2 separate regions of the Homo sapiens genome follow, and region 2 is linked to region 1. Evidence: read pairs that join two places in POLR2A ChIA-PET (ENCODE). Cell type or tissue: PC-9. All regions are shown on one strand. Links, peaks and the distances in the headings refer to the core of each region. The heading gives the core; the rest is flanking DNA. Region 1 overlaps MELK (maternal embryonic leucine zipper kinase). Region 2 has its middle 57 kb from the start of RNF38.

Region 1 (11,930 bases), core at 2,117-10,116:
TTTTGGGTAGTCTCAGAGTGAGTTGAAAGGGGCAGAATGAGGGAAGAATGAGGTGGGCCTGAGGATGTCATTGAAGACAATGAAGTCAGTCAAATAAAGGATCTTTATTTTAACAGCCTTGTATGGAAACATTGTTTATATGGTTATGTTCAGATTCTATTGAAACCATTGTTCAAGTTTTGATAGGAATATCACAGTCTGATTACTGGCAGGGCTGATTTTCTCAATTCTCATCCTTTGAATTAGAGCTTGGCTTAAATGTTACCTTCTCAGAAACCACTGTTGCTTATTTTTATTTCAGTATTTAGTATAGATAATAATAATAGTAATTATTATTTTTTGAGACAGAATCTTGCTTTGTCTCCCAGGCTGGAGTGCAGTGGCACGATCTTGGCTCACTGCAACCTCTGCCTCCTGGGTTCAAGCAATTCTCCTGCCTCAGCCTCCCGAGTAGCTGGGATTGCAGGCGCACACCACAAGGCCTGGCTAATTTATTTATATATTTATTTATTTATTTATTTTTGTGAGATGGAATTTCGCTCTTGTTGCCCAGGCTGGAGTGCAGTGGCACGATCTCGGCTCACTGCAACCTCCGTCTCCTGGGTTCAAGCAGTTCTCCTGCCTCAGCCTCCCGAGTAGCTGGGATTAGAGGCATGTGGCACCACACCTGGCTAATTTTGTATTTTTAGTAGAGACGGGGTTTCACCATGTTGGTCAGGCTGGTCTCGAACTCCCGACCTCAGGTGATCTGCCCGTCTTGGCCTCCCAAAGTGCTGGGATTACAGGCATGAGCCACCGCGCCCAGCCTAATTTTTATATTTTTTAGTAGAGACCGGGTTTTACTATGTTGGCCAGGCTGGTCCCGAACTCCTGACCTCGTGATCCGCCCACCCTGGCCTCCCAAAGTGCTGGGATTATAGGCGTGAGCCTCTGCACCCGGCCTATAAATTATAAGTATTAATTTGTTGTCTACTTATTTGCCTTTTGTCTTCTCCACTAGAATATACACTCCATGAGGGCAGAATCATATTTCTTCTCCATTATAGCCCTAGTGCCAAGGGCAGGTTTGGCATATCATAGGTGCTCAGTAAATATCTGTATGAATAAATGAATAAGAGCAAATTCAAGAGTTTTCTAGAACTGCATTAGCAGTTTTTCCAGACACACTGCTGATCTCTAAAAGTCAACCACGAGGTTATTTTCCACAAGTAAGATGGAGATGGTATGAGTGTGACTTTGTATATTAATGTGCATAACAGGGCCCTACTTAGCTCTATGGTTTTTAAAAAATAAACTACTTAATTTTAAAACTCAGGGAGACAAAATCAATAAGATCTACCTAATTTTTTTTACAACTAATTTTTATTTATTATTTGATGTATAATTAACAGTATATGTAACCCACATAAGTTGTGAAGCATAATAATAAAATACATATCATATACATAATAAAATTGTGTATGACTGGGGTCTTAGTTTGGGTTTTCCTGATGACTACTGATAATTTTTTCATGTCTTCTTTTTTTTTTTTTTTTTTTTTTATTTTGAGACAGAATCTCGCTCCGTTGCCCAGGCTGGAGTGCAGTGGCGTGATCTCGGCTCACTGCAACCTCTGCCTCCTGCCTCAGCCTCCCAAGTAGGTGGAACTACAGGCGCGTGCCACCACCCCTGGCTAATTTTTTATAGCTTTAGCAGAGACAGGGTTTTATGATGTTAGCCACAATGGTCTCCATTTCCTGACCTTGTGATCCACCCGCCTCGGCCTCCCAAAGTGTGGGGGTTACAGGCGTGAGCCACCGCACCCGGCCTTTTTTTTTGAGACGGAGTTTCACTCTTGTTGCCCGGGCTGGAGTGCAATGGCACAATCTCAGCTTACTGCAACCTCCGCCTCCCAGGTTCAAGTGATTCTCCTGTCTCACCCTCCCAAGTAGCTGGGATTACAGGCTCCTGCCACCATGCCTGGCTAATTTGTGTATTTTTAGTAGAGACGGGTTTCGTCATGTTGGTCAGGCTGGTCTCGAACCCTGACCTCAGGTGATCTACCCTCCTCAGCCTCCCAAAGTGCTGGGATTACAGGTGTGAGCCACCTTGCCCAGCTTCGTGTCTTTTTTTTTTAAATTATTTTTTCTTCAGGTAGCCTCCCGAGCCAGAGTAGGCTCAGAGACACCCTTTTCCATGTTTTTGTTGGCCATTTGTGTTTCTTTGAGAAATTTTTTTTTTTTTTTTTGAGACAAAGTCTGGCTGTTTCGCCCAGGCTAGAGTGCAATGGCACGATGTCGGCTCACTGCAACCTCCACCTCCCGGGTTCAAGCGATTCTCCTGCATCAGCCTCCCAAGTAGCTGGGATTACAGGTGAATGCCACCCCGCTTGGCTAATGTTTTGTATCTTTAGTAGAGATGGGGTTTCACCATGTTGGCCAGGCTGGTCTCGAACTCATGATCTCGTGATCTGCCTGCCTTGGCCTCCCAAAGTGCTGGGATTACAGGCGTAAGCCACCATGCCCGGCTGAGAAAAGTTTTTTGTATCATTTGCTTATTTTGCTGTTGAGTTTTTCTTATTGTTTTGTCAGAGTTTATGTGTTTCCTGTGTACATCCACTATTATATTTGTTGCAAGTATCTTCTCACATTTATGGTTTTCTTTTTTTGATGGTGTCTTTGGTTGTATAGAAGTGCTTAGTTTTATTTTTATTTTTTTTATAGATGTGGTCTTGCTATGTTGCCCAGGCTGGCCTCGAACTCCTGGGCTCAAGCTGTCCTCCCAAGTGGCTGACAACACACGCACCACTGTGCCCAGCTGAAGTTCTTAATTTTAATGTTGTTTAATATATTAATTTTTTTCATTATTATTATTAGTACTTTATTTAAGTGATCCTCTCCTATCCTGAAATAATGACAATATTCTTTAAAAAGTTTTAAAGGTTTATGTTTCATACTTTTTAAGTCTATCTGGAATTCATTTTTATGTATGGTGTGAGATAAGAATCCTTTTTTTCATATGGCCAATAATCAGTTTTTTCAGTATCATGTAAATGCATAAGACTTATTTAGATTTGCAGTTACAAGAATGGAGGAGATGATCCGGTATTATTTCCTTTATTGATTATGTACTCTCTGTCTTCTAGGTTCTTTTTCTAATTCCAAATAAACTTGCAAGAGGACTATGAAAGATTATGATGAACTTCTCAAATATTATGAATTACATGAAACTATTGGGACAGGTAATTGTTATTTTTTTTTGGAGGCAGTGGATAGATCAACTATTTGAGAGTATAGATTATTTGGGTAGGTGTGAGCTTTTTCGTCTAACCCACACAGTTTTAAAATTCTTCTACCTACTTCAGTAAGAAAAAGTGGAGCAAGCAGAGAGGAGAATAGTAGGAGAAGCCCTGTAGGTTATTGCAAGGACTTTGACTTTTATTCTAAATAATTTATTCTAAATATTTCTTTTATTTCTTTTTTTTTTTGAGACGGAGTCTCACTCTGTCGCCCAGGCTGGATGGAGTGCAGTGGCGCGATCTTGGCTCACTGCAAGCTCTGCCTCCCGGGTTCACGCCATTCTCCTGCCTCAGCCTCCCAAGTAGCTGGGACTACAGGCGCTCGCCATGCCTGGCTAATTTTTTGTATTTTTAGTAGAGACGGGGTTTCACCGTGTTAATCAGGATGGTCTCGATCTCCTGACCTCGTGATCCACCCGCCTCGGCCTCCCAAAGTGCTGGGATTACAGGCATGAGCCACCGCGCCCAGGCTTCTTTTATTTCTTGACTTTTATTCTAAATTAAAGTCATTGGAGAGTTTTGAGTTAAGGGGTAATTTGACCTTTGTTTTTACAGAGTTGCTGTGGCTGCTTGGTAGATAAAAGGTTGGATGAAGGAGGGCAAGAGCAGAGGCAGGGAGATGTTAGCAGACTATTGCGATAATTCAGGTGTTGATGCTAGAGATGATGGTGGTGTGGATGAGGGTGATGTAAAAGCAGTGAAAGGGGTGGGACATTTTACACACACATATGTACACACCTATGTGTGTATGTTTTTATTAAGGTATAACATATAGTAAAATATGCAAAGTGCAATAATCTCAGTGGAGTTTTACACATATATATGTATACACATACCCATATATTCCCTGTGCGGATCAAGACATAGACCGTTTCCAGGGAGTATCTGCCTGCTTTCCCCCAAGGTAGCCATTGATATATTTTGAGGACAGAGCTAATGGGATTTATTGATGGGTTGGAGTGCTAGAGAAAGAGAAGGGCTAAGGATGGTTCCAGGGTTTTTGGCCTGAGCACCAGGGAAAATGGAGTTGCCCTTTGTTGAAAGGAAGAAGACCATGGGAGAGACTACTAGGAAGTTCTTTTTGGAAATGTTAATTTGGGGATTTCTTTTAGCTGCCTGAGTGGAGACATTTGTCCAGCTTTTGGTTCAGTTTTGAAAAATAATTGCTTATCTTCAAAGTTTTTTTTTTTTTTTGGAGATGGAGTCTTGCTCTGTCGCCCAGGCTGGAGTGCAGTGGTGCGATCTCGGGTCACTGCAAGCTCCACCTCCTGGGTTCATGCCATTCTCCTGCCTCAGCCTCCCGAGTAGCTGGGACTACAGGTGCCCGCCACCATGCCAGGCTAATTTTTTGCATTTTTAGTAGAGACGGAGTTTCACTGTGTTAGCCAGGATGGTCTCGATCTCCTGACCTTGTGATCCGCCCGCCTCGGTCTCCCAAAGTGCTGGGATTACAGGCGTGAGCCACCGCGCCCGGCCTCAAATATTTAAAACTGAGTGGAAGTTTCATATAATTTGTCTTTGGCCTCAGCAACTTTATATTGTGTTCTAGCAGTGTTAATTATAAAGGAAATTTAATTGCAGGATTATTCATAAAGCAGATTTCTAAAGTGAGTTCTGTTTTTTTTTTATTACAAAGTTTGAGATACACTATCATGGTTAAAAAAAAAAAAACCTTCAGCTAGACATTGGATAACAAGCAGCAACAGGAAAAAAAAGCCACAAACTTCTAGGAAAATTTGGCTTGATAGAGTCTTTTAAAATTATTATATATAAAAAGGTGTTTGTGCCTGAGTCCTTGCTTATGCTTTCATAATACATTTTCCTACTTAGGTGGCTTTGCAAAGGTCAAACTTGCCTGCCATATCCTTACTGGAGAGATGGTAGCTATAAAAATCATGGATAAAAACACACTAGGGGTAAGTTTAGATTTATTTAAAAAATAGTCCACTTATAGATCAGTTTCGTGAATTAAAACCTGAATTGTTCTAATGTTCTAGTTACTGCTCTTAGAATAATATTTTTATACCTTTTAAAAAACGTATAGATCTGTGGTTTTAAAAAGTAATCTGGGGGAAGGGATTACTTTGTTCTTCAGATTTTAACGCAGTGCAGTGGGACATATTTGAAGTCTGTAGCATCCATCTGCAGTCTGTAGTCTGTAGGTGTTTCTGGATATTAATGTGTCCCATCTTTCTTTTCTTTTCTTTATTATTTTTTATTTTTTTTTGAGACGGAGTCTCGCTCTGTCGCCCAGGCTGGAGTACAGTGGCGCGATCTCGGCTCACTGCAAGCTCCGCCTCCCGGGTTCACGCCATTCTCCTGCCTCAGCCTCCCGAGTTGCTGGGACTACAGGCGCCCGCCACTACGCCCGGCTAATTTTTTGTATTTTTAGTAGAGACGGGGTTTCATCGTGTTAGCCAGGATGGTCTCAATCTCCTGACCCCGTGATCTGCCCGCCTCGGCCTCCCAAAGTGCTGGGATTACAGTCGTGAGCCACCGCGCCCGGCCTCTTTTCTTTTCTTTACTTTTTTTTTTTTTTGAGACGGAGTTTTGCTCTGTCGCACAGGCTGGAGTGCAGTGGCGCGATCTTGGCTCACGGCGACCTCCGCCTCCCAGGTTCACGCCATTCTCCTGCCTCAGCCTCCTGAGTAGCTGGGACTACAGGTGCCCGCCACCATGCCTGGCTAATTTTTTTGTATTTTTTTTTTTTTTTTTTTTAGTAGGGATGGGATTTCACTATGTTAGCCAGGATGGTCTCGATCTCCAGACCTCGTGAACCGCGTGCCTCGACCTCCCAAAGTGCTGGGATTACAGGCGTGAGGCACCGCGCCCGGCCCCATCTTTATTTTCTTATGATACTCTTACTAAATATAAATCATTTTGGTACTATAGATAGGCAAATAGATAAATATTATGTCCTAGCTTTTTTTTTTTTTTTTTTGAGACAGTCTCACTTTGTTGCCCAGGCTGGAGTGCAGTTGCACAATCACAGCTCACTGCAGCCTGTACCTGCTGGGCTTAAGTGATCCTCCCACCTCAGCCTCCTGAGTGGGTGTGACCAGAGGCACATGCCACTATGCTTGCCTAATTTTTAAACATTTTTCTAGAAACAAGGTCTTACTCTGTTGCCCAGGGTGGTCTCAAACTCCTGGCCTCAAGCAGTCTTCCCATCTCAGCTTCCCAAAGTACAGGGTATGTAGGGGTGAGCCACTGTACTTGGCCTGTCCCAGCATTTTATTCAAAATGGCTTTAGAAGTTATCTAATTAAATCCTTTTCCAAATCAGCCTCTTTTTCCTCTATGTGAATTCTTCCAGGGGGAACAGCTTGTTATCTCCTAAAGCAGCCCATTCAGTTTGTGGTCTTGGCTACAATGTATAAAAAGTTATTTTTATGTTGAGATAAAGCCTGTCTCTTTTGGTGGTTTTTCTGGGGCTTCTGTACCCATTCCAGTGTTTGAAGTCACCTTGAGTCATCTTTTTTTTCTAATTCCTTCTACCATTCTTTGTTTTTTTTTTTTTTTTTTTTTTTGAGATGGAGTCTTGCTCTGTCACCAGGCTGGAATGCAGTGGTGCGATCTCGGCTCACTGCGACCTCTGCCTCCTGGGTTCAAATGATTCTCCTGCCTCAGCCACCTGAGTAGCTGGTACTACAGGCGTGTGCCACCATGTCCAGCTAATTTTTGTATTTTCAGTAGAGACAGGATTTCATCATGTTGGTCAGGCTGGTCTCGAACTCCTGACCTCAAGTGATGCACCCACCTCGGCCTCCTAAAGTGCTGGGATTACAGGTGTGAGCTACCACTCCCAGCCTAACATTTTGTAATTGTCCTTAATTATCAAACATAAAAAATAATTTTTGGTTGGGTGTGGTGGCTCATCCCTGTAATTCCAGCACTTTGGGAAGCTGAGGCCAGAGGATTGCTTGAGGCCAGGAGTTCGAGACTAGCCTGGGCAATATGGCAAGTCTTGTCCCTACAAAAAATAAAAAAAATTTAGCCAGGTGTGGTTGTGCATGCCTGTAGTCCCAGCTACTTGGGAGGTGGTGGTGGGAGGGTCCCTTGAGCCTAGGAGGTTGAGGCTACAGTGAGCTGTGATTGCACCACTGCACTCTAGCCTGGGCAACAGAGCAAGATCTTGTCTAAAAAAAGTTTTTTTTTGATGTTTTTATTGTTGGAATGAGATAGGGCTTAATATTAATTGTTACCTACTTTTTTAATTGTTAAAGATATAAGTTCTGATTAACACATAAATAAGTCAAAGGGAGCCAGGCACTGTGGCTCACACCTGTAATCCCAGAACTTTGGGAGAACAAGGTGGGTGGATTGCCTGAGCTCAGGAGTTTGAGACCAGCCTGGGCAACAAGGTGAAAGCCCTTCTCTACGAAAAATACAAAAAATTTCGCTGGACATGGTGGTACACACCTGTAGTCCCAGCTACTTGCGGGGCTGAGGTGGGAAGATCACTTGAGTCTGGGAGGTTGGGCTGCAGTGAGCCGAGATGGTGCCGCTGCACTCCAGACTGGATGACAGAACAAGACCCTGTCTCCAGAAAAAAAAAAAAAAAGTCAAAGAGTATGTAAGTAGTTTTGTTACAGCAATGTCATTAAATCATTTGAATTTCTTCCTAAATATATGCTAAAATCATACAATGACCAGTATAAGAAATTATTTTTAATTATCTGTCAGTGGACAATTCAGGCTTTCCTCCAGTTTTTTTGTTTTATTCAATTTTTTGTTTTCTATTTATTAATCTAAGAAAAAAGCATTAAAACCATTTTTCTTGAGCATTTAAACATGAGTATCAATTAGATTAATTCCCTTAAGCAGTTTAAATTTCAGTTATAACTTTAGTATGACTTACTTTAACACTTCAAATACTTAAATAGCAAACAAAATGTTATTACAAAATGTGTTATCACACTGATGCTCAAAACTTATTCTAAAGCGTAATATGACATTAATTCATGATTTCTAAACTTGTTTTTATATTTTCTGTTGTTATTATGCTCATTTTAGTTATTTTCTAGGATTTTAATAATATTTTGATTACTTCCATGGTTTTATTTATTTATTTATTTATTTTTGAGATGGAGTCTTGCTCTGTCACCCAGGCTGGAGTGCAGTGGCACGATCTCGGCTCACTGCAAGCTCTGCCTCCCAGGTTCACGCCATTCTCCTGCCTCAGCCTCCAGAGTAGCTGGGACCACCACGCCCAGCTAATTTTTTTGTATTTTTAGTAGAGACGGGTTTTCACCGTGTTAGCCAGGATGGTCTCGATCTCCTGACCTCTTGGTCCGTCTGCCTCAGCCTCTCAAAGTGCTGGGATTACAGGTGTGAGCCACCACGCCTGGCCGATTACTTCCATGGTTTTAGTCATCAGGCTTCCTCCCCACAAAGAAAGAAGATTATCATACCAAGATAGTGAAAGTTACAGTTGATTCTTTGTCAAGACATGATATCTAGTTGCATAGTCCTGGATAACTGGGTCCTGAGACACTGGCCATTAAGACGGAGTCCCTTTTTATTTTATTTGTTTTTCAAGATGGAGTCTTGCTTTGTCACCCAGGCTGGAGTGCAGGGGTGTGATCTCAGCTCACTGCAACCTCTGCCTCCTGGGTTCGAGCAATTCTCCTGCCTCAGCCTCCCATGTAGTTGGGATTACAGGTGCCTGCCACCATGCCTGGCTAATTTTTGTATTTTTAGTAGAGACGGGATTTTACCATTTTGGCCAGGCTTGTCTTGAACTCCTGACCTCGTGATCCGCCTGCCTCGGCCTCCCAAAGTGCTGGGATTACAGGCATGAGCCACTGTAGAGCCCCCCCGCCTTTTTTTTTCTGATACGGAGTTTCGCTCTTGTTGCCCAGGCTGGAGTGCAATGGCAACCTCCGCCTCCTGGGTTCAAGCGATTCTCCTGCCTCAGCCTCCTGAGTAGCTGGGATTACAGGCATGTGCCACCACGCCCAGCTAATTTTGTATTTTTTTTTTTTTTAATTTTTTCGATACAGAGTCTCGCTGTGTCCCCAGGCTGGAGTGCAGTGGCACGATCTCGGCCACTCCCAGGTTCAAGTGATTCTCCTTGCTTCAGCCTTTCAAGTAGCTGGGATTACAGGCACCCGCCACCATGCCTGGCTAATTTTTTCGTGTGTGTTTTTATTAGAGATGGGTTTTCACCATGTTGGCCAGGCTGATCTTGAACTCCTGACCTCGCGATCTGCCCGCCTCAGCCTCTCAAAAGTGCTGCAATTACAGGTGTGAGCCACCACACCCAATCAGAGTCCTTTTTTTTTTGAGATGGAGTTTTGCTCTTGTTTCCCAGGCTGGATCGATCTCGGCTCACCGCAACTTCCACCTCCAGGGTTCAAGCAATTCTCCTGCCTCAGCCTCCAGAGTAGCTGGGATTACAGACATGCGCCACCATGCCCGGCTAATTTTGTATTTTTAATTTTGTGTTTTTAGTAGAGACGGGCTTTCTCCATGTTGGCCAGGATGGTCCTGAACTCCTGACCTCAGTTGATCTGCCCACCTTGGCCTCCCAAAGTGCTGGGATTACAGGCATGAGCCACCGCGCCTGGCCCAGAGTCCCTCCCTTTTTTTTTTTTTTGAGACGGAGTTTCGCTCTTGTTGCCCAGGCTGGAGTGCAGTGGCATGATCTCGGCTCACCGCAACCTCCACCTCCTGGGTTCAAGCAATTCTCCTGCCTCAGCCTCCCGAGTAGCTGGGATTACAGCCATGCGGCACCATGCCTGGCTAATTTTATATTTTTAGTAGAGATGGGGTTTCTCCATGTTGGTCAGGCTGGTCTCAAAGTCCCAACCTCAGGTAGTCCGCCCACCTTAGCCTCCCAAAGTGCTGGGATTATACGCGTGATCCACTGCGCCCTGCCTCAGGGTCCCTTTTTATAATGAAGTTTTACTTGTTACTTGATGATATCTCTAGGCTTCTGTCCTTTAAAGTTTTTTCAGCTTGGCTTATCTTCCTCTCCCCACCCAACTTTTTATTTTGAAAGTTTCAAGACCTCAGAAAAGATTGGAGACTGAGACAGTGAATACCCATATACCTTTCACCTAAGTTCACTGGTTTTTTGCTCAGCATGCTTCTTAAACGGTGTTGCTGAGGCTGAAAGTGGTAGCTCAGGCATGATGACTGAGTAGTGTTTCTGTCATTTTCCTTGTTTGGAATGCTAACCTTCTAAGGAGTCTGAGATTGTTTTCTGGATGTTGTACTGTTGACCCACATTGAACCTGTCTTTCATAAAATCTCCAATGCCCTTTTTATGCACATGCAAATAAATTTTGCTATATTTTTCTGTAGTGTTGAACAGTTTTTGGGGGGCTTTTTGATAGCTTTTGCTACTTAGTATTTTTTTTTTTTGAAACAGAGTCTTGCTCTGTTGCCCAGGCGGGAGTGCAGTGGCGCAATCTCGGCTCACTCCAAGCTCCGCCTCCCGGATTCACGCCATTCTCCTGCCTCAGCCTGCTGAGTAGCTGGGACTACAGGCTCCTGCCACCACGCCCGGCTAATTTTTTTGTAGTTTTAGTGAGACAGGGTTTCATCGTGTTAGCCAGGATGGTCTCGATTTCCTGACCTCATGATCCGCCCGCCTCGGCCTCCCAAAGTGCGGGATTACAGGTGTGAGCCACCGTGCCCGGCCAGCTACTTAGTATTAAAGCTGTTAGTATTGGAGCTTGGAACACCACCTGAATAAGTTTATTGCTCATTCCATATGATGTTTTGTCACAGAGTGATTTGCCCCGGATCAAAACGGAGATTGAGGCCTTGAAGAACCTGAGACATCAGCATATATGTCAACTCTACCATGTGCTAGAGACAGCCAACAAAATATTCATGGTTCTTGAGGTTAGTAGTATGTTCCAGATACCTGAAAACATTTGATCACTTTATCAATAGTAAAAGAGAAAAGTACATTTCACCTGAAAGATTAGAAGAGATGTTAAGCGACTTACCTGTTTTGTTCCATTTGTAACAATTTAGATTAAATAGATGTATATAATAAGTTGGAGATTCAATGTAAATGTCATTTTTCTAATACACCCCTAATGGGGTAGTATGGTTTACTAGATAGAATATGTTAGAATTTTCTCCTAGAGGGAAGGACTCATTCTAGTTTTTTTTTTTTTTTTTTTGAGACGGAATTTCGCTCTGTCGCTCAGGCTGAAGTGCAGTGATGCCATCTCTGCTCACTGCACCCTCCACCTCCCGAGTTCACGCCATTCTCCTGCCTCAGCCTCCTGAGTAGCTGGGACTACAGGCGCCCACCACCATGCCCGGCTAATTTTTTATATTTTTAGTAGAGACGGGGTTTCACGTGTTAGCCAGGATGGTCTCAATCTCCTGACCTTGTGATCTGCCCTCCTCGGCCTCCCAGAGTGCTGGGATTACAGACGTGAGCCACCGTGCCCAGCCTCATTCTAGTTTTATATGGTATATTAATTTCCTAGGGCTGTTGGAACAAATTACTACAGACTTGGTGGCTTAAAGCAACAGAAACTCATTGTCTGACAGTTCTGGAGGTTTGAAGTCTGAAATCAAAATGTTGGCAAGGCTGGTTCCTTCTGGAGGTTCTGAGAGGGAATCTGTTTCCTGCCTCTTTGCTAGTTGTTGGTAGTTGCTGGCAGTCCTTGGCACTCCTTGGT
Region 2 (11,930 bases), core at 1,855-9,854, 130 kb before region 1:
AGCGGCTTTCTTCAACAAATAAACTGCAGTATTTTGGCCGGGCGCAGTGGCTCATGTCTGTAATCCCAGCACTTTGGGAGGCCGAGGCAGGAGGATCACTTGAGGTCAGGAGTTTGAGACCAGCCTGGCCAACATGGTGAAATCCCATCTCTACTAAAAATAGAAAAGATTAGCCAGGTGTGGTGGCACGCATCTATAATCCCAGCTACTCAGGAGGCTGAGACAGGAGAATCGCTTGAAGCCGGGAGGCTGGAGGTCGCAGTGAGCCGAGATGGCACCACTGCACTCCTGCCTGTGCAACAAGAGTGAAACTCCATCTTAAAGAAGAAAAAAAAATTGTAGTAGTTTTTTTTTTTTTTTTTTTTTTTTTTGAGACGGAGTTTCGCTTTTGTTGCTCAGGCTGGAGTGCAATGGTGCAATCTCGGTTCACAGCAACCTCCGCCTCCCAGGTTCAAGCGATTCTCCTGCCTCAGCCTCCCTAATAGCTGGGATTACAGGCATGTGCCACCATGCCCAGCTAATTTTGTATTTTTAGTAGAGACTGGGTTTCTCCATGTTAGTCAGGCTGGTCTTCAACTCCTGACCTCAGGTGATCCGCCCACCTCGGCCTCCCAAAGTGCTGGGATTACAGGCATTAGCCACTGCACCCGGCTTGCAGTATTTTTTTAATGATAAAAGGGAAAGGCAATATATAGTAAAGATTTGAGAAGCACTGTGAATCACTTACAAAGTATTAGTTGATGTGGATCCTAATTCGAGCAAACTTTTTTAAAAAAAAAACTTTTTAAGGCCAGGCGCGGTGGCTCACCCCTGTAATCCCAATACTTTGGGAGGCCAGGGAGGATGGATCACTTGAGCTCAGGAGTTCAAGAATAGCCTGGGCCACATAGTGAGATCCCATCTCTACTAAAAATTTTTTTAAAAAAAATAGACACACACGATGCCGTGTGCCTACAGTTCTAGCTACTCAGGAGGCTGAAGTGGGAGAACCACTTGAGCACCCAAGGAGTTGAAGAGTGCATTGAGCCGTGATCACACCACTGCACTCCAGCCTAGGTAACAGACTGAGCTGATGTCTTTAAAAAAACTTTAAAATGTTCTTAAAGTGGTTTTAGTATATTCACTGGGTTGTTCATCAGTCACCACTAATTCTAGAACATTTTCATCATCCCAAAAAGAAACCCTGTATCCATTAGCAGTCAGCTCTCCCCCATTCTCCCCTCCTCCAGCCCTAGATAATCATTAATTTACTTTCCCAATGAATTTGCCTATTCTAGACATTTTTACATAAATAGACGCATACTACATGTGCTCTTTTGTGTCTGGTTTCTTTCACTTAGCATGTTTTGAATGTTCATCCATGTTGTGGCATGTTAGCAAAATCTTGCTTTTTTTTTTTTTTCTTGAGATGGAGTCTCACTCTGTTGCCCAGGCTGCAGTGCAGTGGCACAATCTCAGCTCGCTGCAACCTCCACCTCCTGGTTCAAGCGACTCTCCTGCCTCAGCCTCCCAAGTAGCTGGGACTATAGGTGTGCGCCACCATGCCCAGCTAATTTTTGTATTTTTGGTAGAGATGGGGTTTTGCCATGTTGGCCAGGCTGGTCTCAAAGTCCTGGCCTCAAGTGATCCGCCTGCCCTGGCCTTCTGAAGTGATGAGATTACAGGCATGAGCCACTGCACCCGGCCAAAACCTTGTTTATTTTTATGAATAATATGCCATTGTATGGGCATACTAATTTTTGTTTATTCATCAGCGGAAGGGCATTTGAATTGTTTCTGTTTTTCAGCTATAATGAATAATGATCAATCCTGTGAACATTTGTATACAGCTTCTGTGTAGACTTACGTTTTCAATTACGTTGGGTATCTAGGAGTGGAACTGCTGGGTCACACAGTAATTCTATATTAAACTTTTTGAGGAACGGCCAAACTGTTTTCTAAAGTGGCTGCACCATTTTACATTCCCACCACCAGTCTGAATGTTCCAATTTCTCCACATCCTTGACAACGTGTTGTTGTCTGTCTTCTATTATTATAGCCATCTTAACAAGTGTGAAGTGGAAATATTATTATTATTATTATTTTGAGACAGAGTCTTGCTCTGTTGCCCTGGCTGGAGTGCACTGGCACAAACACAGCTCACTGCAGCCTCAAAGTCCCAGAACTCAAGCAATCTTGCTGCCTCAGCTTCTCCAGTAGCTGGGACCACAGGTGCATGCCACCATGTTCAGGTAATTTTTTTTTTTTTTTTTTTGAGACGGAGTCTCACTCTGTTACCCAGGCTGGAGTGCAATGGTGCGATCTCAGATCAATGCAACCTCCACCTCCTGGGTTCAAGCAATTCTCCTGCCTCAGCCTCCCAAGTAGCTGGGATTACAGGCGCACGCTGCCACGACTGGCTAATTTTCTATATTTTTAGTAGAGACGGGGTTTCACCATGTTGGCCAAGCTGGTCTTGAACTCTTGACCCCAAGTGATCCACTGCCTTGGCCTCCCAAAGTGCTGGGATTATAGGCATGAGCCACTGCGCCCGCCACTGAGCTAAGTTTTAAAAAATTTTTTGTAAAGATGAGGTCTTGCCATGTTGCACAGGCTGGTCTCGAACTCCTACTTTCAAGCAATCCTCCCGCCTCAGTTATACACAAAATAACTGATGTGAGTCATTGCACACAGCCAGAGAATAATTAGTTTTTAAGTGTGATAATGACATAGTAGTCATGTACACGATTAGAGATTCATACTGAAATATTTATAGATAAATGATATGTTGTTTAGAATCATTCAAAATAACACAAAGTAGGGATGAGGGGAGAAGGTAGAAGTGGAGATGCATAAAATTGCCACTCTAATAATTATTGAACCTTAGTAATGGGTACGCATGGGTTTGTTATACTAGTCTCTCTAAAGCTATGTTTAAGATTTTTCCATAACAAATATTAAAATGTACCTACAATACCACAAATACATAAAATTCTTTCATACTTTTTTTTTTTTTGAGACAGAGTCTCACTCTGTCACCCAGGCTGAAGTGCAGTGGCGCAATCTCGGCTCACTGCAACCTCCACCTGCCAGGTTCAAATGATTCTCCTGCCTCAGCCTCTGTTGTAACTGGGATTACAGGCATCCGCCACCATGCCTGGCTAATTTTGTTTTGTATTTTTAGTAGAGACGTGGTTTTGCCAATGTTGGCCAGGCTGGTCTAGAACTACTGACCTCAAGTAATCCGCCCACCTCGGCCTCCCAAAGTGCTGGGGTTACAGGCATGAACCACCACGCCCAGCCTCTATCATACATTTTTATACCCTAGAAAACAAAATATCATACCTATTACATTATTTCACATCTCAACATTGCACAAATATTATGTTAGGTGTTTCTGAAAACCTGAGAAAAAAATTATGCCTAATAAAAATATCAATTATACATTAATTTACTTTTTTTTTTTTTTTTTTTTGAGACGGAGTCTTACTCTGTCGCCCCGGCTGCAGTGCAGTGGCACAATCTCGGCTCACTGCAACCTCCGCCTCCCAGGTTCAAGTGATTCTCCTGCTTCAGCCTGCTTAGTAGCTGGGATTACAGGTGTTCACTACCAGGACTGGCTAATTTTCTATATTTTTAGTACAGACAGGGTTTCACCATGTTGGCCAGGCTGGTCTTGAACTCCTGACCTTAAATGATCCACCCGCCTCGGTCTCTCAAAGTGCTGGGGTTAAAGGCGTGAGCCACTGCACCCGACCTAATTTTAAATCCTGTAAACAGATTTTCAAGGTTATATATTTATGCTAGTTAACAAAAACTGTGTTGTATCCAACTAAACTTCATTTGCTACAAATGTGAAAAATCAAACTCATCAGTATTCAACTCCCATGCGTATAAAGAAACAAATTCTTAAGAACATAAACTGCAAATGCAATCTCTTTTTTTTTTTTCTGAGACACAGTCTCATTCTGTCGCCATGTGCAGAGTGCGGTGGTGCGATCTTGGCTCACTGCAACCCCCGCCTCCCAGGCTCAAGTGATTCTCATGCCTCAGCCTCCTGAGTAGCTGGGATCACAGGCACGGACCACCATGTCCAGCTAATTTTTCCTGTTTTTAGTAGAGACGGGCATTTCACTGTGTTGGCTAGGCTGGTCTCAAACTCCAGGCCTCCAGTGATCCACCTGCCTCGGCCTCCCAAAGTGCTGGGATTACAGGCATTAGCCACTGTGTCCAGCCTTGTAAATGAAATATTGTACTTTATCTCAGTTGAGAAAGTTTTGTTTCTTTAATAGTAAGCACAACACTAAAAGGAGTCAACTCTCAATTATCTCCAGAAGGAAGCTAAGGAGCAAATAGTTTAAAAGTGCACTCATTTAGCTGGACGCGGTGGCTCACGCCTATAATCCCAGCACTTTGGGAGGCCGAGGCGGGTGGATCATGAGGTCAGGAGTTCAAGACCAGCCTGGCCAAGATGGTGAAACCCCGTCTCTACTAAAAGTACAAAAATTACAGCACATCTATAATCTCAGCTAGTTGGGAGGCTGAGGCAGGAGAATCGCTTGAATCTGGGGGGCAGAGGTTGCAGTGAGCCGAGACAAGACCAGCCTGGCCAAGATGGTGAAACCCCGTCTCTACTAAAAGTACAAAAATTACAGCACGTCTATAATCCCAGCTACTCAGGAGGCTGAAGCAGGAGAATCGCTTGAATCTGGGGGGCGGAGGTTGCAGTGAGCCGAGACCACACCACTGCACTTCACCCTGGGTGACAGAGCAAGACTCCACCTCAAAAAAAAAAAAAAAAAGTGCACTAATTTAACTTAATTCATTTTTTCTTTCACAAACTGCCATTTAACCAAATCACAGAAAAGGTAGCCTTCCCATTTCTTTCTAGCATCAGAGGGAGTAAGAAGTTCCACCTGGATGAATTTTCTTGATAACAATCCAATAAATAATTTTTTTTTTGAGACAGAGTCTCGTCTGCCATCCAGGCAGTGGCGTGATCTCAGCTCACTGCAACCTCCACCTCCTGCCTCAGCAATTCTCCTTCCTCAGCCTTCCTAGTAGCTGAGATTACAGGTGTACACCACCACATCTGGCTAATTTTGTATTTTTAGTAGAAACGGGTTTCACCATGTTGGCCAGGCTGGTCTCGAACTTCTGGCCTCAGGTGATCTGCCCACCTCGGCCTCCCAAAATGCTGGGATTACAGGCGTGAGCCACAGTAGCTGGTCTCAAACAATTTTTATTTCAACCATATTTAACAGAAATTATTCCAAAATATAATATGCATTTCTGTGTGTTATAAGTCACTAAAATGCAAAGTAATTTTAAACTTTTCATGACACATAAACATCGCTAACATCAATTATCAAACTTTTTGATGCTATAGAATCTGGAAAACTAGACATCTGCTTTCATGTATCTCAGGGTCTTGGTTTTTCTCTTCAAGGATCTATCCTAGACTCTGCCTTGCCAGTGAAGGCTGTCTCTCCTGCTGGGCTGAGGGTTTCTCTGGGCCTCTTCCTGCAATTCACCTCTCAACCTACTGGACACTAAATCTAATGAATACTCATTGTTTTTCCATTCCAGGCTAGCTAGCACAAATACCCGTTATCTCCCTGAATCCAGAACTGTTATATTCTGCATTGTGCCAAGCATGAAGACCAACAGATTGGGCCATGTTGATCACTGTGCTAACTTACTTAATGGTAGATATGTTTTAGAATTATAAGATATGAGAACTTTAATAATACAAGTGTAGGAGTTCAACCTCCCTGCTTTATAGATAAGCAAAAAGCCCAGAAGATTAAGTGACTCATCCAAGGTCACTGGGTTTTTTTGTAGCAGAAAAGAACTGCTGGTTTCTAGTCCAGCTGCTTTTTGCACTACTTCATCAACACCCACATCCTACAAGATTATCATGCAATAAAGTATAAACTAATTAAGGAGCTAAATTTTGCCCTAATTCTTTAAATTCATGGATGCTGGTCCTTCCAGAAATAAAACAAAACCTTAAAATCTGATTTCTGCTAGATGAATTTATATTAAAGTAGAACTAGCTTTATCACAGGTACCTGCTTTCTTACCAAACACGAAGGCACTGAATTAATAGGAATCAATCACATTTAAACCAAACATAAGAAACAACTATCTTCAGAAACCCATACTGCATACAGGTAACACTTTGGAGTAAGGCATGCTTTAAACAGACTTCCTCTAACTGAATTTAAACCATTTAATTGGCAATTAATCTATTAATTGTAACTCTTTTCCACTGAGCTATAACAGAAAAACATGCATCTATCCCTCCAACTGAGTTCTGCTTACACCATTAGATTCTGAAAGTCTGCGATGGGCACAGACATTAATATTTACTTAAATAGTTAAAAAGCCTTTGTTGGAAATAACTTTAAAGCCCTTATGTACAAACTTTACGGTTGAAGATAATCTTTAAGGCATAGGTTCTCAAACTGAGATCCACAGGCTTAAGTTTATCAGGGGACTGGGCATGGTGGCTCACGTCTGTAATCCCAGCACTTTTGGAGACTGAGGCAGGTGGATCACTTGAGGTCGGGAGCTCAAGACCAGCCTGGCTAACATGGTGAAACCCCGTCTCTACTAAATAAACAAAAATTAACCAGGCATGGTGGTGGGCACCTGTGAGCTGAGATCACGTCACTGCACTCCAGCCTGGGTGACAGAGGGAGACTCCGTCTCCAAAAAAAAAAAAATTATCAGGGGACTTCAGGAGGTCTACAAACTCCCTAAAACTGTACACAAAATTCAGAATGTATGTGCATTTGTGCATGTGTTAGGTTGAGAAGAGCCCTAGCTTTTATCAGATCCTCAAAAGAGAACCATCATGCCAAAAAGGTTCAGAATCCTGCTTTAAGTAAACAAAGCTTTCAAGCTGTGGAGGTAAGGCAGTCCATTGATGGTTGCAGAACACACAACAAAGGTTGCCTCTCCTCACATACACCAACGCTTTTGGAATGCAGAGCCTCAATATAGTAGTAATGAGAGGTGAAGCCAGCTGGACTTCTGGGTCGGGTGGGGACTTGGAGAACTTTTCTGTCTAGCTAAAGGATTGTAAATGCACCAATCAGCGCTCTGTGTTTAAAGGATTGTAAGCACACCAATCAGCACTCTGTAAAATGGACCAGTCAGTGCTCTGTAAGATGGACCAACCAGCAGGATGTGGGCAGGGCCAAATAAGAGAATAAAAGCTGGCCACCCGAGCCAGCAGCAGCAACCCGCCTGGGTCCCCTTCCACGCTGTGAAAGCTTTGTTCTTTTGCTCTTCACAGTAGATCTTGCTGCTGCTCACTCTTTGGGTCTGCACTACCTTTATGAGCTGTAACACACACCACAAGCGTCCGCGGCTTCATTCCTGAAGTCAGCGAGACCACAAACCCACCGGGAGGAACAAACAACTCCTGACGTGCCACCTTTAAGAGCTGTAACACTCACTGCGAAGATCTGCGGCTTCACTCCTGAAGTCAGTGAGACCACGAACCCACCGGAAGGAAGTTCCGGACACATCTGAACATCTGGAGGAACAAACTCTGGACACACCATCTTTAAGAGTTGTAACACTCACCGCGAGGGTCCGCGGCTTCATTCTTGAAATCAAGAACACACCGGAAGGAATAAATTCCAGACACAGTAATATTGAGAAACCATAAGTTCACCAGTCACAAGACAGAGAGACAAGTCCACTATATATCCTGACCAACATATCGCCACATTTGGTGTCTTAACCACAGACCATCAAGACATTCTGTAAGACAGAAAGATTGCCCTCTGGCTGGACGCGGTGGATCACCTGTAATCCCAGCACTTTGGGAGGCCAGGGTGGGCAGATCACGAGGTCAAGAGATTGAGACCATCCTGGCCAACATGGTGAAACCCTGTCTCTACTAAAAATACAAAAATTAGGTGGGCGTGGTAGTGCAGGCCTGCAATCCCAGCTACTCAGGAGGCTGAGGCAGGAGAATCACTTGAACCCAGGAGGTGGAGGTTGCAGTGAGCCGAGATCACACCACTGCACTCTAGCCTGGTGACAGAGCGAGACTCTGTCTCAAAAAAAAAAAAAAAGAAAGATAAAGATTGCCCTCCACAGCTACACACTGAAAAGACTGGGAAAGGGACAGAAATGTTCTGGGGGAATCTCTAGGGTAAAGGGCCTTTCAGCAAAAACACTCCCTGAAATTACTTTATCTCAACTAGTACTAACACTTCCTGGGTATACTTAATTCAGTAACCTGTGTTAAGGCATTTACTCCTTTTATTTGTCCAAAACAAAAATCTCTCTGTCAAACATTAGGGATAGGGCATTGCCTTCATTTTGGTACACTGAGTATTTTGTATTTAGAGAATAAATCCATTATCACAATTTTATAAGCTGTGAACACAAATCCCCTTAGTGTTTTCTGACACTGAAGAATTACTTTGTATTTAACACCCTGGATATGTGAGTGTGCAAGAGAAGAGTATGTGTATGTGTGTACATACTCCATCACAGGCTACATAAAATATTAACTCTAATTATTGTATAGTGCTTACAAAGAAATCCTGCTTTCCTTCTACCACCACTAAATACTATTTTCACTTCAGAGACTTGCGGATTTTAGGAAAGTTTATTTTCATTTCCATCTTCTACTGTCATGTACAATACTGAAAATCAGTTTTAACTGATTTTAGTGTTTTCCCAAAAGAAAATTGAGAAAGGATTATTGAGTCAAGAAATCTGTGCATACAAGATACTCTGTGGCGATTAGTAACATTGTTGTATTTTACACCTATGCATTTTTAGGCTATTGCTATCCAATACTATAAGAGAAAATTTTTTAACTTAATGCAAACGAATGTTTTTCTAACTTAAACGACAGAAAATTAAATCCATTCACCAAAACTATGCTTCTTAATATCTAAAAACCCTACTTAGGGCCAAAATCAGTGCTCCCAATTAGAGATCACAAATGTAACTTTAAAAACATTTTTCTTGTGGTTTCTTAAGCTTATGATCAACTGCCTAGAAGATACTAAGAATGTTGCCTACAAGACGTTGAGGATTAAAAACAGTAAAGAGCAATAAATATACTAGAAATTCCAATTATCTAATTTATTGGCACAACTGATGGTTTACTTCTCTCGCATAAGTGACCACAGGAAGGCATAGACTAATTTAAACTTTACACAACAAACAGGAAATTCAAAAGCAGGAATAAAAAGCTTTTATCTATAGTGGTTTAGCCAAACTATCATACATATACATACTGGAGTAAATGGAGGTAACATTAAGTGTGTGTGTGCAAGTGCCTGCCCCGACCCCATCACCAAGAACAGGGTTGATCCAGAAAGTAAGGTAAATCAATGCACAGTGGTGGGAAACAGACTTTTCCTAGTCCCAGAACACTTAATGGACTGGAAGCAGCAACTAGCTTAATCAGTGACATTCACACATATAAAGAAAAAAAGGAGCCAGGCGCGGTGGCTCACTCCCATAATCCCAGCACTTTGGGAGGCCAAGGCAGGCAGATCAGCTGAGGTTCGGAGTTCAAGACCAGCCTGACCAACGTGGAGAAACCCCATCTCTACTAAAAATACAAAATTAGCCAGGCGTGGTGGCACATGCCTGTAATCCCAGCTACTCAGGAGGCTGAGGCAGAAGAATCGCTTGAACCCAGGAGGTGAAGGTTGCAGCGAGCCGAGATTGCACCATTGCACTCCAGCCTGGGCAACAAGAGGGAAACTCTCTCAAAAAAAAAAAAAAAAAAAAAGAAAGAAAGAAAGAAAAAAAAGGAGGCTGGTCGCGATGGCTCACAACTGTAATTCCAACACTTTGGGAGGCCAAAGCAGGTGGATCACCTGAGATTAGAAGTTCAAGACCAGCCTGGCCAACATGGGGGAAACCCCGTATCTACTAAAAAATACAATAATTAGCTGGGTGTGGTGGTGCACACCTGTAATCCCAGCTACTTGGGAGGCTGAGGCAGGAGAATTGCTTGAACCTGGGAGGCGGAGATTGCGGTGAGCCAAGGCTGCACCACTGCACTGCACTCCAGCCTGGGCAACAAGAGCAAAACTCCATCTCAAAACAAACAAACAAACAAACAAAAACTCTGGGTCAGGGATGTTAAAGCCATGAATGAGTAGTGGTAAGCTGTATGCTATAAAGGAAAAAGAAAACCAGAATACAATGACAGAGCAGAGAGGTAAAACCTTCTTTAGACTGAGTAGTCAAGGAAGGCCTCAGAAGAAAGCTGAGAGCTCAGGGATGAGAAGGAGCTGAGTACTCAAAGGGTAGAACAAGAGTGTTCTATGCAGAGAAAACAGCCTGGAAGAGACAGGAAAAACTGTAAATTCAAGTGCAATGGGATGCCACTGAATAGTTTAAGTAACCATGTGACCCATTCTTTCAAAAGCTTTCTCTGGCTGCTATGCAGAGAAAAAAATTGGAGACCAGACAAGTGTGAAGACCAGCTGAAAGGCTACTGTGGCAGTTCAGGGGGAGAGATGGGATAGCTTCAGTGAAAAGAGGTGAAACAATACAAAATACATTCTGGAGATGTGCTGGAAAGGACAAGAATGTGGTGGGGAGTGGTGTGTAAGAAAAACAAAGGTGCCAAAAATGACTCCTAGATTCCTGGTTTAAGCATTTCCGATGGAAAAAACTAAGGGGAGAAATAGTTTTGCAGATAATAATTTCAGTTTGGACATGTGAAGTATGAACTCCCTATAAAATACAAATTTGGGGATTCTCAGCACATAAATGATATTTAAATCCTTGGGAACAAATGCTATCATCCAGAAAACACAGAAGAGAGATGAAGAAACAGGCCCAAGCCCTGAGGAACTCAAACATGCAGTGACCGGGAAAAGAGGTTGGCAAAAAGTATATGCAAAGGTAAGAGGAAAACAAGGATTATGAGATTACAGAAGCCAACAGGCTGGGATCCAAGAAAGAGGATAAATTACGTGGATAACTCTGGTAAGAGATGCAGTAAGATGTGGTCTGAATATCCACTGGTTTGGCAACCCACCATTATGGATGACCTTGGCAGAGCAGTTTCAGGGAACTGGAATAAAGGATTAAGTCAAAGAGGGCTGAAGGGTGACTGACTATACACCAACCAGCCTGTATGCAACTTAGCAAACTTCCCAACTATCACCAAGATGCAGGTAAATCACCTCATCTCTCTCCTGCTCTACCGTAACAGCCTCCAACTGCTTTTCCTGCTTCAATCCTTACCCTCCTACAACCCATTCTCAGCACAGCGGCCAGAAAGATCCTAGAAGGGAAGTCATACCATATATCACCACTCCTCTGCTCAGTGATCTCATCTCATTCAGAACAAAGGTCAAAAACAAAGTATCCCTAATAGTCTAGAAGGTCACCATCTTACCTCTGAACACTCCTGTTCATGGAATACAGCAAGCACACTTTTGCGTCAGGGCTTCTGCACTTAAAACAGCTTGATGCCTAACTTCCTTCGAATTTCTGCTCAAATGTCACTGCACCAATGATGCTTTCTCTGACCAACTGATTGATTTTTTTTTTTTTTTGAGACAGAGTCCTGCTCTGTCGCCCAGGCTGGAGATCAGTGGCATGATCTCAGCTCACCACAACTTCCGCCTCCCAGGTTTAAGTGATTGTCGTGCCTCAGCCTCCCGAGTAGCTAGGACTACAGGCGGGCACCACCACACCTGGCTAATATTTGTATTTTTAGTAGACACGGAGTTTCACCATGTTGGCCAGGCTGGTCTCCAACTCCTGACCTCAGGTGATCTGCCTGCCTCAGTCTCCCCTGCTGGGATTACAGGTGTGAGCCACTGTACCCCGCCCTGATTTACTTTTTTTTTTTTTAAGTGAAAACAAGCTTATTAAGCAAGTGAAGGAATAAAGAATGGCTACTCCATAGGCAGAGCAGCCTGGTCAAGTGATTTAAA

Evidence for each region. Peaks named below come from ENCODE experiments on the same cell type or tissue, not always from the same donor. Only the 100,000 strongest peaks of a DNase experiment are listed, where the experiment ranks them.
Region 2: POLR2A ChIA-PET joins it to region 1 with 16 read pairs; 4 of 35 experiments call an interaction of 5 or more read pairs at or near these places.

What each region holds. Positions count from the first base shown.
Region 1 is chr9:36,578,520-36,590,449 of GRCh38, forward strand. It overlaps MELK (maternal embryonic leucine zipper kinase), which reads left to right. Exons shown (of 18, transcript NM_014791.4): 2 at 3,125-3,220; 3 at 5,108-5,193; 4 at 11,017-11,133. The coding sequence starts at 3,163. Among named protein-coding and RNA genes, the nearest start is that of MELK, 12 kb to the left of the region's middle. RefSeq lists an enhancer at 6,305-7,281. In PC-9, for the core only: no CTCF peak of the experiment used is centred there; DNase peaks (open chromatin) are centred at 6,312 and 6,722; H3K27ac peaks cover 2,362 bases.
Region 2 is chr9:36,451,147-36,463,076 of GRCh38, forward strand. It overlaps a transcript of RNF38 not described here. Among named protein-coding and RNA genes, the nearest start is that of RNF38, 57 kb to the left of the region's middle. RefSeq lists enhancers at 7,457-7,526, 7,657-7,746. In PC-9, for the core only: no CTCF peak of the experiment used is centred there; no DNase peak of the experiment used is centred there.